Linked DNA regions of Homo sapiens: region 2 is linked to region 1. Evidence: chromatin contacts called from ENCODE Hi-C data. All regions are on one chromosome and are shown on one strand. The core of a region is the stretch at or near the end of the contact, and the rest is flanking DNA. Distances in the headings are between cores, read along the strand shown. Region 1 holds the start of NECTIN1-DT (NECTIN1 divergent transcript). Region 2 overlaps POU2F3 (POU class 2 homeobox 3).

Evidence for each region. Hi-C counts contacts between places; a loop is a spot of excess contacts on that map. Pooled maps may share reads with other maps.
Region 2: a map of ascending aorta shows a loop between it and region 1 (5-fold over the local background). The contact joins the enhancer-like site here to the promoter of NECTIN1-DT in region 1. A Hi-C loop is called at or near these places in 2 of 168 maps with a recorded cell type or tissue (ascending aorta and cardiac septum) and 12 of 50 pooled maps.

The regions. Positions count from the first base shown.
Region 1 is chr11:119,724,285-119,731,116 of GRCh38, forward strand. NECTIN1-DT (NECTIN1 divergent transcript) reads left to right here and starts at 5,299. Exons shown (of 4, transcript NR_120587.1): 1 at 5,299-5,522. NECTIN1 (nectin cell adhesion molecule 1) reads right to left here and starts at 4,916. Exons shown (of 6, transcript NM_002855.5): 1 at 4,191-4,916. The coding sequence starts at 4,269. RefSeq lists enhancers at 1-209, 2,498-3,440, 4,240-5,101, 5,102-5,962 and silencers at 4,512-4,831, 4,892-5,301.
Region 2 is chr11:120,300,272-120,307,695 of GRCh38, forward strand. It overlaps POU2F3 (POU class 2 homeobox 3), which reads left to right. Exons shown (of 13, transcript NM_014352.4): 6 at 2,015-2,097; 7 at 4,759-4,941; 8 at 5,373-5,514; 9 at 7,208-7,344. Among named protein-coding and RNA genes, the nearest start is that of TLCD5, 21 kb to the right of the region's middle. RefSeq lists enhancers at 5,425-5,942, 6,507-7,009, 7,282-7,424, 7,349-7,424. Within about 2 kb of position 2,038, at least 8 of the 41 ENCODE cell types and tissues checked have a DNase peak (open chromatin) inside an H3K27ac peak, as active enhancers do.

The sequences.
Region 1 (6,832 bases), core at 4,049-6,548:
GGCAGGCCAGGCCCCAGGTAATGCCAGGTTCCAGTGCTGCTATGCCTGCCAGGGAGACAACAGAAGGCTGACAAGAGAGGAATATCTCTCCCGGTGTGGTCAAGGTCTTCAGCATCTCCCTGCGAGCAGGCAGAGGCCCAGTCTAAAGCCAAGGGCAGAACAGAAAAAGGAAGCATCATAGAGGCTTCCCACCCCCCAAAGGACCCGGTAGTGTGTCCTAGAAGAGCTAACCAAGGGCAAATCCTGGGTGCCCTCCCAAAGTCACCCTCACCGACACTCTGACACATAAAATAGGCATTCTCAAGTCTGGACCACTCACAGGTCCTAGTCAGAAAACTCTAAGCAGTCAGTTATATGTGAATATACATTCGATGTTATATATTTATGGCCCTAGTCCCATAGTGACCCACAGACACAAGCACATACACCTTCTACTCCTAGTCCCCATAGATGCACACACACACAGTGAATGGTAGATCACCAACACAAACACCAAAGCCCTGTATACCTGTGTGCACACACACACTTTATACTAAAGGTGAGACCCTATGCAGACTGTCAGAAATGTCACAGCTTAAGTTCCACAGCTGGCTCATGACCATTTTAGCCTGGCACACTGGCTAATGTTTAAAGTTTTTTTGTTTTTTGTTTTTTTTAAATCAGCAAAACAGGTGAATATGCTGACACCTCTCTGTCTGTCCCTCTCTGAGGTAGGAGGCATTCAATTCACCAGGTTAACCAGGAAGAGATACAATCGGAAAAATTGAAGATACATTCACACCTCCCTTGGGTATTTTCTGTTTGTGCTGAACAATGAACATTAGTCAGCTGCTAAACAATGGCAGTATCATAGACAGCAACTGGAACTGACCCTCTGCCCCCCAAGCCTGGTCCACTTGCTCAGTCATCAGCACTAGGGTTCTGGCCGGCTCAACCATCCTGAAAACATACAGCAGAGTCCGGGGGTCAAACAGTAGCCAAGGTGGATTCATTGTACAAAGGTGAGTGGCTGAGAAGGGAACCAATAACACTCTTAGCCTCAGCAAGCCTCAGGCAACAAGGGCTACCTGTCCCATATGCTCTGAAGTTCAGGTTCAAGAGATGCCTTCCGGGCCACTCAGCCAGGGCAACTGGGCCCAAGCTCTGCAGTATCTCCTCTTCCCCTCCAGCCTTGACTACGGAGGCCTAGAATCCAATTCCAAGGCACTCCACAGTGCTGCCTTATAAATGGGTAAGGAGATTCCCATTTACACATGCTGCAAACCCCAGGCCAGCAGAATTGGTTTTGCCATAATGCCTTGCCCAGCAAGCTGAAGGACACCACTGTATGTGAGAAATAGAGAGAGAGGAAGGAAAATAACCCAATAGCCCCGACACTTGGAATTTCAAAGACCACATGGCAGCAAGCTCTGCACAAGCTGCAGAGAGAGGCTGCAGAGAGGGGTGTGCTGTGACCCGACAGGTCTTCCGAGGGTGTGCATGACACCTGGGGTGTGTGTTCTCTTTCCAGACAAAAGGTGTGGGGAAGCCAATTAGGGAGGGTGTGGTGTAGGTGGGACAACAGCTCGACACACCTGCTTCTCAAGCAGGTCCTCTGCCTCCTCCTAGGGCTCCCCCTATCTCTTTTTGGGATGTAACCCACCTGCCCCACTGACCCTCTCCTCTAAGTTAACAGGAAGAAACTGTGGATTGTCATCTCAGGAAACAGAGGCCTTTGGGGCTTCACCACACTGCTTAGTAAAGTCTGTGTTGTTGAAAACATACTTCTGTGTTTACACTTCAATAGCCAGATTGGGAGTGTTTTGAAGTTGGGGGCAATCACACACACTCCAGGCCCCTCCCTCTTCCTCTCCTCAAACCCCCAGACCCAGGTTCCCTGTCACAGCCCAGGAAAACCCTGAAAAGAGCATCAGACTGGCAAGTCCCTAGAGAGACGCTATAGCGGGCAATGGGGAGGAAGCCAGCAGGTGATGCAAAGTAGGGTGTGGGCTTGCAACTTCTGGGCCAACCAGCCTCCATCCAAGTGTCAGACTGGGCACAACCATATCCACCTGCCTCCCTGCACCCGTGGACCCTAGAGCAAGCAAGCAGAGAAGGCACCAGGAGCCCAGCCACTGGGCAGAGGAGCTGGGCGGTCCGGGAACTTCGGTGCATGGATGCTACCCATCAGTCAATTACAGTCAATGGAAGAGCATTTATTAAGTACCTCTCTCAACCCTGGTTCCTTTCTCTGCATCCCACCCTTTCATGTAGATTTTTGGCAGGGGTTGTATCCACCTTGAGCCAGGTGAGTTCACCTCCCTGCTCCCACTTCCTGAGTGGGTGGAGCACAGCAGGCCTCTAGCCCCCAATGAAGGAATTAACCATGAAGGAATCACAAAGCTGGGGAAAGAGAATAACAAAAGGAAGGAGAATAGGGTGAGTTCCTTCCCCTTCTCCCAACCCTTCCCACCACCCTTTGTCCATCCCAGGATTACGTTAACCCCTAGTGTGCTGGACCAACCAGAGCTCTGGGAAGCTCTCGTTTCTCTGGGTTCCGGATGTGGACATATGTAATTGAAGGGTTCCTGGAAGCTCAAATCCCCATGGCCAGGCAAGTCCTAGAGCCCGAACTTCTGTATCTCTGGCTGGCTTCCCAGGCCATCCAGTGTGAGAAGACCTCTCACTCTCACCAAGACCACCCTCTGGGGGCAGGGTGGGCAGTGACACCTGTGAGCCCTGGATTTTCCCCACCCCCCACATCGAGCAGGGCAGCACCCCAGGCTTCACGGGTGGAGGCACCCCAGTACTGGCTTTCACAAACTGCTTCCCAGACATCCACCACTTAGTGAGATTGGCGGGGCCCTCGTAGTGAGCTGGCTGGCAGCAGAAGAGGCATAGAAGGGAATGAGGCCAGGCTTCTGCCTTCCAGGAGTGCACCCTAGCCCCGGAACTAGGCAGCCAGACTGTTCCCTCGATAACAAACTGCCTGGCCATTCTGCGGCAAAGCACATTGCAGGAACTCGGGATCTAATATTCCTGCCCCACGAGGAGATGGTCTCTGTACACTGACCCCCTATTCTGCCACCCCAAGGCGGGGACCACGTGCTCCAGTCAAGATCCGCCCCCCTCCCCAAAATCCCATCTTGCTAGAGCTGCAGGTCGTCTCTGGTTTCTACCCAGAGAGCTGGAGGAACTCCCCACACCCCTTGACCCACGCTTGGTGTCCAGTCAGCCGGCGAGCTCGGCAGCTTCCCCAGGGACACAAAGGGTTAAATCCAGGCGAGGGGACTCGGTCGGATTTGCCTCCTAAACGCATTTTCCAGTTCATTCCCCAGCACAATATGCCTGGGCTGGTCCCAGCCTCCGTCCCCACCCCACCCGTCAGAATGGGCCACCAGGGCCACCCCGGGGTCGGGCGCGAGGTTAACCCCTCGGCTGCCGGCAGCCCGCACCTCGAGGAAGGACACGCGGGGCACCCTCGGGAAAGTGGGTCATGCAGCTACTTGGATGGCAGGAAGCCCGCGGTGTCTCCTCCAGGGAGAGCCCCCAGAGCTGGGAGCAGAGTTCCGAGGGGGAGCCCGGTCCCGCGCCAGGCCGGGAGGAGGCTGCCCCGGCCTCACCCTCCAGGAAAGGAACCGCAGGTGAGCGAGGAGCCGCCTCTGCCGCAGCAGCCGACTCTCCGCGCCCGCTGTGGGGCGGTGTGGGGCGGGAGGGGGCCCGAGCGTCCTGAGCCGTCTGGCAAAGGGGCCGCCGAAAGAGACGAAGCCCCCCCGCCATACTCCAAACCCGCAGCTCCGAGACTGACGCCCTCCCCCTGGGGCTGTTGTCTCCCACCCCAAGACGGTGATTACGGTGATTATTTTGCATTTATGTAACACGCAGTGTTTCCAAACTGCTTCCCGAGCAGAGAGCTGGTTATTAAATAAACAGAACGCTATTACATATTATTATTTTTTGTAAAGAACTGAGCGGAGAAAGTGCTTTCATGCTACATAGAGACGTGCATCTGACTGCTTCCCTGCAGGGCAGGCGGTTCGGCTTCTCAACCTCTTTCTCCGCCGTGCCACCTCCCACCCCCTTTACCCAAGCCGTGACCCAACTTTTCTGGCTCCTTTCACTCCCCACAATCCAGTCGTGCCCGCCATCCGGCTCCCAGCCCCGGGGAGGCATTGGATGGGGGTGGGGACAGCAGAGGTGAGCGCTCTTACCTGGGAGGAAGAATGCGGTCAAGCCGAGAGCGAGTCCCCACCAGCGTCCAGCGGCGCCCGCAAGCCCCATCCGAGCCATCGGGGGCCGGGGGTCCGGCGAGAGGGGCGGCGAGGGCAGCGCTCCTCGCGCAGCAGAAACCAGCCCGGAAGATGAGGGAAGATCGCTGGCGGTCGGCGGGCGCTCGAAGGATCCAGGTCAGCTGCAGCCGTCGGCCGGGGCGGGGTGGGCTGGGTGGGATCCGCGCGGCCGCAGTCCGGGCCCCGGGCCGCCGCCGGCTCAGAGGCTCGGCAGATGCCCGCCGCAAGTTGCACGAGTCATGCCCCTTCGCCTCCTCCGCTCTCCTCCCGGCGCCGGTCCCCGCCCTCTTCTTCCACGCAGAGCGGGGCTGGGGAGAGGGACCCACCCCCGGCGCGCCCGGCTGCCCGGTTGCGCGGCGCGGGCTCCTGGCCCCGGCCCGCTCACACCCTCCCGCTCGGCTCCAACTTGCAGGCGTCCATGGCCGGCCGTCCTCCGAGGGTGGCGGGACGCACCCGGGCGGCGCAGAAGGCTCGGGGCCCAGGCGGCGGGCGCGGGGCTCGGCGGTCGGCGGCCCGGGTGGCTCTGGCTGCGCGGCCGGGCGCGAGGAGAACGGGTCGGAGGCGCCGCGCGTCCCAGCCGCCGCCGCTCTGCCGGGTGCCGGCGATCCGCAACAATGTGGAGCCGCGCTCGCTGCTCTCGCTCTCTTTCTCTCACTCGCCGAGCTCCAGCCTCTCACCCGCTCGCCCGTGATGTCAGCCAGAGGGGAGGGGTTAGCGTTAACCCCCTCCTGGCCTCGATGCGCGCCCGCCGGGGCCCGGTCGGAGCCCGAGCGCACGCGCCTTCCCGACCGAAGCAGAGGCGGATCGCGAGCGCGGGCTGCGGGGTCCGGCTCAGGACCCTCGCTCGGGAGCTACCCCTCGGCCGCCTTCCAGCTGGGGAGCCGGCTGGAGCGCGGGCTGCCCTCCTCCTCCGCTGACAAAGGCAGGCAGTGACCCCTAGCGGCCGGCGGCGCCGAGGCGCGGCGGGTGGGGGTGGAGTTAGGACCGGGCCGGGGGCGGCGGTGGAGGAGAGGGCGGGATGGAGAATCCCGGCTAGCAGCGTGGGAGCTGGCAGGGCTTCTGCAAGCCCTCTGCTCCCACCCTGGCCCCATTTCACAGACGAGGAAACAAAGGCCCAAAGAAGAGTTCCGCCCGGGACGGAACGTGGCATAGCTCGCAACAGAACCCAGTCTCCGGAGATCCCTCTCCTCTGCACCACTTGGACGTTCCACGGAGAGGCAGCGGTGCGCGGGGCGACGGGGAGCTGCCAGAGAAGTCAGTGGTGGGCATGAGTGGGTGAGACGGGCCCACTGAGGTTTCTGGTAGAGTTTCTTTTCTAATCCCTGCTCCCTTCGGGGGTTCCTTTTCCAAAAATTGAAGCACCCCGCGCCCCGCCCTTGCCCAAACATAGCCTGAAAACGAGCTCTCCTCCAGTTTCCAGGACCTTAGTTTTGAGAGATTTGTGGGATTCCCGCGAAAGTGGATCGTCCAGTCAGTGTCCCTGGCAGGGCAGGGACTCTCCGCCCCATCCCGTTCACCACCCACTACATCCGGGTGTGGTAGGATTTCTGCCAAGGCGACTGCGCCCTCCGGGCCTTCCCTCTTCCCCTTACTCTGGTCCTCCTATCCCCATCCCCTCCCCCTGGGGGAGGAAGACAGACAGAGTTTCCCACTAAGGAGAGCCGAATTCTCCCCAGACCCTGGCCGGACACTGCTCCCTCTACCCTTTGCCCAGCCCTCTAGGCGGGCAGGAGCAGAGGGGAAGTGGCTGTTTCTGATAACACGTAAATTCTGGTTCCTCACTGGAGAAGGGGCAAAGACAGCGCCATATTCCCACTGTCTGGAATCCGGCCCTGGAGTGTCTCGGTTTCTCGCGGAAGTAGTCAGATCTGGCATTGTCATGAACACTCACCCACTCACTGTATGGTCTTTTACATTTAACAAATGTAACCTGGGCTTTCTTTGTGTCAAAACACAGTGCCTGGCTTGGGGATACAGAGACATCATCATTGTCCTGAAGGAACTCAATCTAGTTGAAGGGTGGGGGAAGACAGACATAGAAACGGATGTCGTAAACAAATATTTAATATGGGATTGTGTGGGTTTGGTGGGTCACAGAAAAAGTGCCCAGTTTAGCCCGGGGTGGGGTTGGTGTAAAGGCTTCAGGGAAGCGAACACAGGGTCTCGGTGAGTCATCTATCAGACCAAGGTAAGTGCTGGAGGGCAGAGACATAAAAGAGACTGGATTTAAGGTAGAGGGTCAGCACGAGCAAAGGAATGAAGGTAAGCAATAGTCAGGTGAGTAGGGGGCCCACAAAGGGTTGACTGGTTTAGCCTGAGCCTAAGACTTGAGGAAAGGAGAGGTCTGCAGATTCGTGAATCATGCCCGGTAGCTGCTAGGAGGGTTTTAAACTGGGGAACACGCTATCAGATTTAGTTTGTGGCAGCTGGGAATCTCCCATCTGGCTGCTGAGTGCTTTAAGGGCCAGGGTTGAATTGAATTCATTGTGATGGCCTTTAGCTCTGTGCCAGGCACACTGCAGGAGCTGAAGGCATGGTTTGAAGGGGCAATCCCAGATGTACCA
Region 2 (7,424 bases), core at 788-3,287, 570 kb after region 1:
TCTTGAGCATGATGTGCCAGGAGCTCTTCTGAGTAATTTTTCTGACATTCCTCAAAATAACCTTGTAAAGTAGGTAGTTCTATTATGCCTCTGGTGACCTACTGGGAAGTTCCAGAACCGTTTAGCTGAGACCCATACTCTTGGTCATCACAGTGTGCTGCCTGTCCCACTCCCATCTCCATCAGCTAGGGTCAAAAGTGATGGAGGGTTGGCCAGGCTCGGTGGCTCACGCCTGTAATCCCAGCACTTTGGGAGGCCGAGGTGGACGGATCACTTGAGGCCAGAAGTTCGAGACCAGCCTGGCCAACATGGTAAAACTCTGTCTCCACTAAAAATACAAAAATTTGCCGGGTGTGGTGGTGCATGCCTGTAATCCCAGCTACTCAGGAGGTTGAGGCAAGAAAATCACCGGAACCTGGGAGGCAGAGGTTGCAGTGAGCCAAGATTGCACCACTGTCCTCCAGCCTGGGCGACAGAGCAAAACTCTGTCTCTGAAAAAAAAAAATAATGGAGGAAGTATAAACTCTCTCCTGTTGCACAAATCCCAAGTAGAGGTTTTGGAAATCCAGAATCCAAACAAAATGCAACTCTGCCTTCCGCCCTTAGCACCTGCACAAATGACAGTCACTATCCTTAGTTTCCAAGGCACCTCAGAATATTATGGTGATGAATGAGACCCTATTTGAATTTTTAAGTGTTTATTTTGGTTAAAAAATAAACATCATACTCCTGGAATGGAAAAGGGAAGGTAACAGTTTAATTTGTTTTCAGAAGACTGGAGAGCGACATGAAAATGGCCCAGGCTTATAACCACCTAGGTCAGTGTATGATGCAGTGGTGGAAAGACACTTCCAAATTTGGAGTCAGAAAAATTTACTGGTTTCTTTAAAAAGTCACTTACTAACTGTGTGTTTTGGGGAAAGTTACCTAACCTCTCTGAGCTTCCATTTCCTCTTCTGAAAAAATGGGATAATAGCAAGGCTCTGCCTCATGAGATTATTGAGAGTCACTTGAAATAATGCATGTGAAAAGGCTGTATCCATTTCAACCGCCATGTCAGAATTGCCATTAGTACCCAAGCCTCTCAACTCCCAGTTCTGGATTCCTTGTAAGAGCTTTCTTGCCTATGTATTTTAATAATGAACAATGAAGCCCTGACTTTTTGAAACTGAAGAGCATAAAGGTCAACATCAGCAGATGCTGTATGTACATTGTGACCCAGAACAGCCTAGGGAAAACAGAGACCCCAAAGTGCTGTTGAGTGACAAGCGATTGGGATGACCAACCCCATTGTCTGCTTTGGTGGTTTGATGGCCCCACTCCTGCTGGGAGAGTGAGCCACCAACCAGGCAGAGTCCCTCATGTACCGTTTTCCTGGGGAGGATGGAGAAGCCGGTATAATACATACTGCCCAAGGGAGTTTCCAGAGGCTCAGCCCTGGACTTTCCCTCCTCTCTCAGCCCTCTCTCCCAAGTATAAAATGTCCTGGTCAGCCACATGCCTCTGGCTAAGGCCCACTGCCCTTTAGAGCCGTATGGTCGTATCTGCTTGGTCTGGCATCCTCGCAGATTTGATTGGGCCTCTGTAGCCATAACCCAGCTACTTCTCCTGCAGGGAAAGCCAAAATCCTCAGCCCTAGCTTGAATTCTCAGCAGCCACCCTGCATCCTTTCCCTTCTTGGTTTTCTTCAGCTCTGGTAATCAGATCCCAGAGTAGATCGTCTTGACCCTCCTTAGCCTCTACGCCTCTCCAGACAGGCGGGCAGGTGGAAGGACTGGTTTGGGGACTGCTGTTTACATGTCTGTTTATCCCTGTATCTGATTTGCCTCCACCTGTATGTGGCAATGCCTGGCAGTGCTAGGAGGGCCTCTCCATGGGACTTGAGGTGGGTGGAGGGACCTGATCAGGTGGCAGGGGGTGGGGACAGTGATCGTGGTGCCAAAGTTGTAGCACATGTGTTTCAAATAGCCTGGATTTTATTTGTCTGTTCCTTTGTCCCTCCCCTTTCACCCAGGTCTGCAGCCAAATCTCCTCCCCTTTCCACAGCAACAAAGCGGTCTCCTCCTCCCACAGACTGGGCCGGGACTGGCATCCCAGGTAAACAACCCCATTCTTCCTGTTTCCTCTAGGAATGTCTCAGCTCTCACTGAGTTTAACTCACTGGTTTCCCCCTACCCCTTTAACAGGGCACTAACCCCTCTGGGGAGAGGGGATAGCAGGGAACTATCCATTGGCACAGGGGAAATCCAAGCTACAGCAAGTGGGGGGACAATTTACCAAGTGTCACTGGTGGGGCCACAGTTAGAATCCAGAGATTCCAGCTCCCAGGCCAGCCTCCTTCATGCTCCAGGCACTGAACTCCAACCCTGCACAGGCCCCAGCATTGCTCCTCTGAGAGCCAGGCTCAGCTCACTTCTCAGGCATACCAAGATGGCCACGAACCCTACCTAGGTGCTCTCAAGCCCCAAGAGGGAGACTAGAATACTACAGACCTGATGTCCCAGACCACAAAGCCAGTGTCTTTCACCTCTGGGCCACTATTCCAGATTGCCTCCTGCAGTGGGCACGTATATAGGCCAGTGGGCTGAGGTCTGGGAGAGGGGTTGTTTGCAGAGCTGCCATGGTTCCACACAGCACCTTTTTTCCAACTAGGAAAAAGGCACCTCTTCTGGCCAGGTGCAGTCTCATGCCAAGGTGGACAGATTGGCGACAGCAGCATGAGCTGTATCTTAGCTGCCATTCCTCCCCTGATCTGGGTGCCCCTGTACAGTTAATAACCTGCACAGCTGCATGAGATGGCTCTGCACAGATGGTTGGGCAGAATGGTTGGGAATGACTGCAGAGATCTCTGTGCTAAGATCCCCATGGCTCACCAAGAGCCCGGCCTTCAGAGAGGGCTGAGGCCACTAAAAGTACCTGGAGGGGAAGCTCGCCATCTAGTGGTTGAAATGGGGACACCAGCATCATAAGCTGCTCTTCCGCCTCCTCCTGGCTGCCCTCTCCAGAATCTCATAGCCATGGGCTTACAGCTGGAAGAGATCTTAGAATCTTCAAGATCAACTCTCATCTCTTATCATATTTTGGCATGGAGAGACTGGTAGCAGAGAGACCACATAGAAGATTATGAAGATCATCCAGGGGAGGGGTCATAAAGGATTGGCTTAGAGTTGTGGCAATAAGAAGAGGGGATGATTGAGGAGATGCTTTGGGAAGTTGAATCAGTGCAGTTTGCCAGTGGATTGGAGATGAAAGGAGGAGGGAGAAGGTCTAGCAGAGAGCCCCATAAGTCTTTGTCAAATGAAAGAACAAATGATTTAATGAAAAGGAAGGTTCAAAGAGGACTGGGGCTTTGTCCTGAGGGTCTGGTCTATGCCACACTCTCCTCACACACCCTCTCCCTGCAAACTAAGACCAAATTCATGATGGTTTCAGACTAAAAGACCCTTCACTGGGGGAAAGACTCCTAAACTTCTCTCTAGAGGTCCTTTTACCTTCTTCATCATAAGGATACCTATCTGAATGGTAAACCCAAATATCCCAGAGGAGAAGAAGTAATGTTTAGTCTACAAAAAGTAAATCAAAAAGGAGAGAAGAGGTGGATTTAGCCCTTTGAGCTAGCTGGCCACAGTGCCTGGACCCCTAGGCCCAGATTCCACTCTATCCTTGTGGAATGATAGATGTCCTTAAGATCGGATTCATTCCTGACCCCAAATAGGCACAGCATGGTTCTAGGTTTAAGGGTACGTTTTCCTATGAAAATAAGCTCAAGAAATAATATTTGGCTGGGCACGGTGGCTCATACTTGTAGTCCCAGCACTTTGGGAGGCCAAAGCAGGTAGATCACTTGAGCCCAGGAGTTTGAGACCAGCTTGGGCAACATGGTGAAGCCCTGTCTCTAAAAAAACAAAAGTTAGCCAGGTGTGGTGGCACACGCCTGTAGCCCCAGCTGTTCAGGAGCCTGAGGCAGGAGAATGACTTAAGCCCAGGAGGTTGACGCTGCAGTGAGCAGTGATTGTGCCACTACACTCTAGCCTGGGTGACAGAGTGAGATCCTGATTCAAAAAAAAAAAGAAGAAGAAGAAGAAAAAGAGAGAAAGAAAGAATATCTCCTAGCAACCCAAATGTGATCAAGGTGCATTTTATAAAGGTACTGATTAAAATACCTTTGATTAAAAACAAAACACTTTCATGAAAGAAAATGGTGGTTTAGAAAGTAAAATGAGGCACAAGAGTTTGACATTTTAGGAAAGTTCTATGAAGGCCATGAGTTATTGGATGTCCCCTGTTATCTTCAGTTAATGCCTGTTCAACACCTCAGTTACCTGCTTTATGGAAAAAAACAAAAAACAAAAAAACAAAGCAAGCAACCTTTTCTTTGTCCAGTTCTGTGATTTGTTTTTGGAATCTTTGTAAACAACCCTGCTAGCTCCTTTTATGGTAGAAAACTGAAAGGAGGAAGTAACCTGCTAAGACTCAAAAAGTGAGTCACAGGCTAAACTCAGGCCACCTCCCTATCCTGCACTCCTGATGTTTCTACCCAGATATTCCAGTTATTTGCTATACATTTATAGAAACTTTAATTTCCACTTCCATGCCACTGGAAAAATATAAGACTCCAATGTACCCAGGGTGTATCCAGGGATCTGTCATCCTCTAAGTGGGCCTATTAGTAAAAAAAAAAAAAAAAAAAAAAAAAAAAATCAGAAAATGTTATTTATTGATCTTCGTGGTGGATCTGCTTGGCGTGTTTCCTATCAGGCATTTGGGCACCCTGGGCTGCCAGGATCCTCTTTAGAACCCCACCTGGAAGCATCCCAGCATCTCCCAGTGCCCAAGCATCTACCCAGCTCTGGAGGGGCCGATGAGCCCAGTGACCTCGAGGAGCTGGAGAAGTTTGCCAAGACCTTCAAGCAGAGGCGCATTAAGCTGGGCTTCACACAGGTTTGGTTTTAGGGGAAAAGATAGAAGAAGTCTAGCCGAGCGGCTGGAGACTGGGCTTCCCAAGTGCAGGTTTCAAGAGCGACCAGAGGCTCGATGTGTTTGGGGTCTCCTCATCATGTCCCTGAGTTCTCTGAGAATAGGGCACAGTTGCCATTGGTAGGGAAACTGAGGACGTTGCTGGTGGAGGAGAATGAGAGGTGGAAAAGGGGCTGGCTCTCCTGAGCACGTGGGCGTGGTCCACTGAGAGTCTAAGGAGAGAAAGAAACCGATTCTTCACCTTAGAGGGAGGAGACTTGGAAAGGAGCCGAGCATGGGTGAGCACTCAAAGATTCAGGCTGGCTGTGTGATCGATGCTAGGACCATGCAGGATGTGGGCAAACAAGAGGAGGAGGCTGCCTCTCATGTTCCTCCCCCTCGGTCCCCACGCTTAGGGAGATGTGGGGCTGGCGATGGGAAAGCTGTATGGCAACGACTTCAGCCAGACCACCATCTCACGATTTGAGGCCCTCAACCTGAGCTTCAAGAACATGTGCAAGCTCAAGCCCCTGCTGGAGAAGTGGCTGAATGATGCAGGTAGGCCTCGCAAACACGGATGCCAGGGGCCCTAGAGGGCTCTGCAGGGAAGGGCCAGTGACTTGTCGTGTTGGGGCTTTTGGGAGTTTGATACCTAACACCCCCTTCTTCTCCTGAGACTGGAGCCGATGGAGAAACAAGACACAGGACACAGGCAAGTGTAGATGAAAGTGTCAGCTCGACTACTGAGAAGCCCTCAGAAGGATGTGGATTTAGGTCTGTGTCCATCAGGATTTGTCCCCATTCCATTCCTACCCCATCCCACCCAGCATAGATCTTAGGACAGCTTGCCAGCAACAAAGTCTGGATCTGCAGAGCAGATACACTTATGCAGATTGCTGTCTGGAATAAGTCTAGTCAGGGATACAGGGCAGTGGGGCCTCTAGGGTCTCACTGGGAGGGGGAGACCACAGGCACGACACAGGGTCTTTCCCTGGGTAGTTCTTGAGGAGGTTTTCAGCAGACAGGGACTTACTGCAACCCATGCTGGTCAGGAAAGCCTGACAGCAGGAATGGGGTTTGCAGGAGGACTCAGTGAGGGGTGGTGGCCGGGAGGCAACCCAGGAGATCAAGCGTGTAAGCCAAGGGACCTCACATTTGGCAGCAGGGACTAGCATACAGGATGGGGCTTCTCAACCTTGGCACTATAGACATCCTGGGCCAGGTCATTCTTGTTACCAGGGACTGGCCTATGCATTGCAGGATGTTTTGAGCATCCCTGGTCCCTACCTACTAGTTGCCAGTAGCATCCACCCCCAGTTGAAACAGCCAAGAATCTCTCCAGACATTGCCAAATGTCCCAGGGGGAGTGGTGGTGATGCAGAGTCCCCCCCGGTTGAGAACTGCCGGCCTAGGCAGAGAGAGGGAGTGAGCCAGTCTCCAGGGCTGGGCTCTATTCAGTCGATTCATATGGATTCGTGGTTACACTGGAGAGGGAGAAAAGGGTGGGGCAGCCAGCCAGGGCTGTTACTCATACGGAAGGGCCTCCACACGCAAGCATGGGAGGGGGCAGGAAGCTCCCCCTACAGGCTGTCCCTTAGACAGCCTTTATGGAAGCACTGAAATGAGCGAAATGATCCGAAGGTCTTCGAATCTCTGGGGAAGGGCCCTGTGACCATTCCTAGTCTCCATCAGATGCCTGAATCCTTCCTCAGGGATATCCCTCCTATGGCCCCTACAGCCTTAGCTCAAACATTTGCACTGGCAGGAAAATGACTCCAACACCAACAGTCTGTCACCAAGTGCCATTGCTTTTGGCTGCAAATCTCATTTCACATTTCACTCAGTATTCACATCCAGGCATATCTGTAAACAGCAGCCTCACGAGCATTACTCACAGGAGCCCTGCCAGTGCCCCCTTACACCCACATGTGTCACCGATGCATGAGCATCCCTCAGCTGTGACCCCAAACACTGGAGACACTGCTGTGGGGGCCACAGAGGGCCATGGAGGGTCACGGAGGGCCACAGAAGGCCATGGAGGACAATGGAGGGCCACGGAGGGCCTTTGCCCTGAGCAATGAAAAGAAATAGGATTCTTGGTCTGTTCTGGGCTCCCTGCTGGGGGAGGGGATTGCTCCTGAAAATGCCACTGCAGAGCCCATCGGGAAGGGTTGTTGGACCTCAGATCCATGAAGGCACCGGCCACTCATCCCCTTCTCTGAGCTTCCTCTGGTCCTTCGTGTCCCTGCAGAGTCCTCTCCGTCAGACCCCTCAGTGAGCACGCCCAGCTCCTACCCCAGCCTCAGTGAAGTATTTGGTAGGAAGAGAAAGAAACGGACCAGCATCGAGACCAACATCCGCCTGACTCTGGAGAAGAGGTTTCAAGATGTGAGCAGCACCTTCGGGTGGGCACGGGTGGGCTACCTCACACAGGTAGGGAGAGCAGACACGGCCCAGGCCCCTTGGCA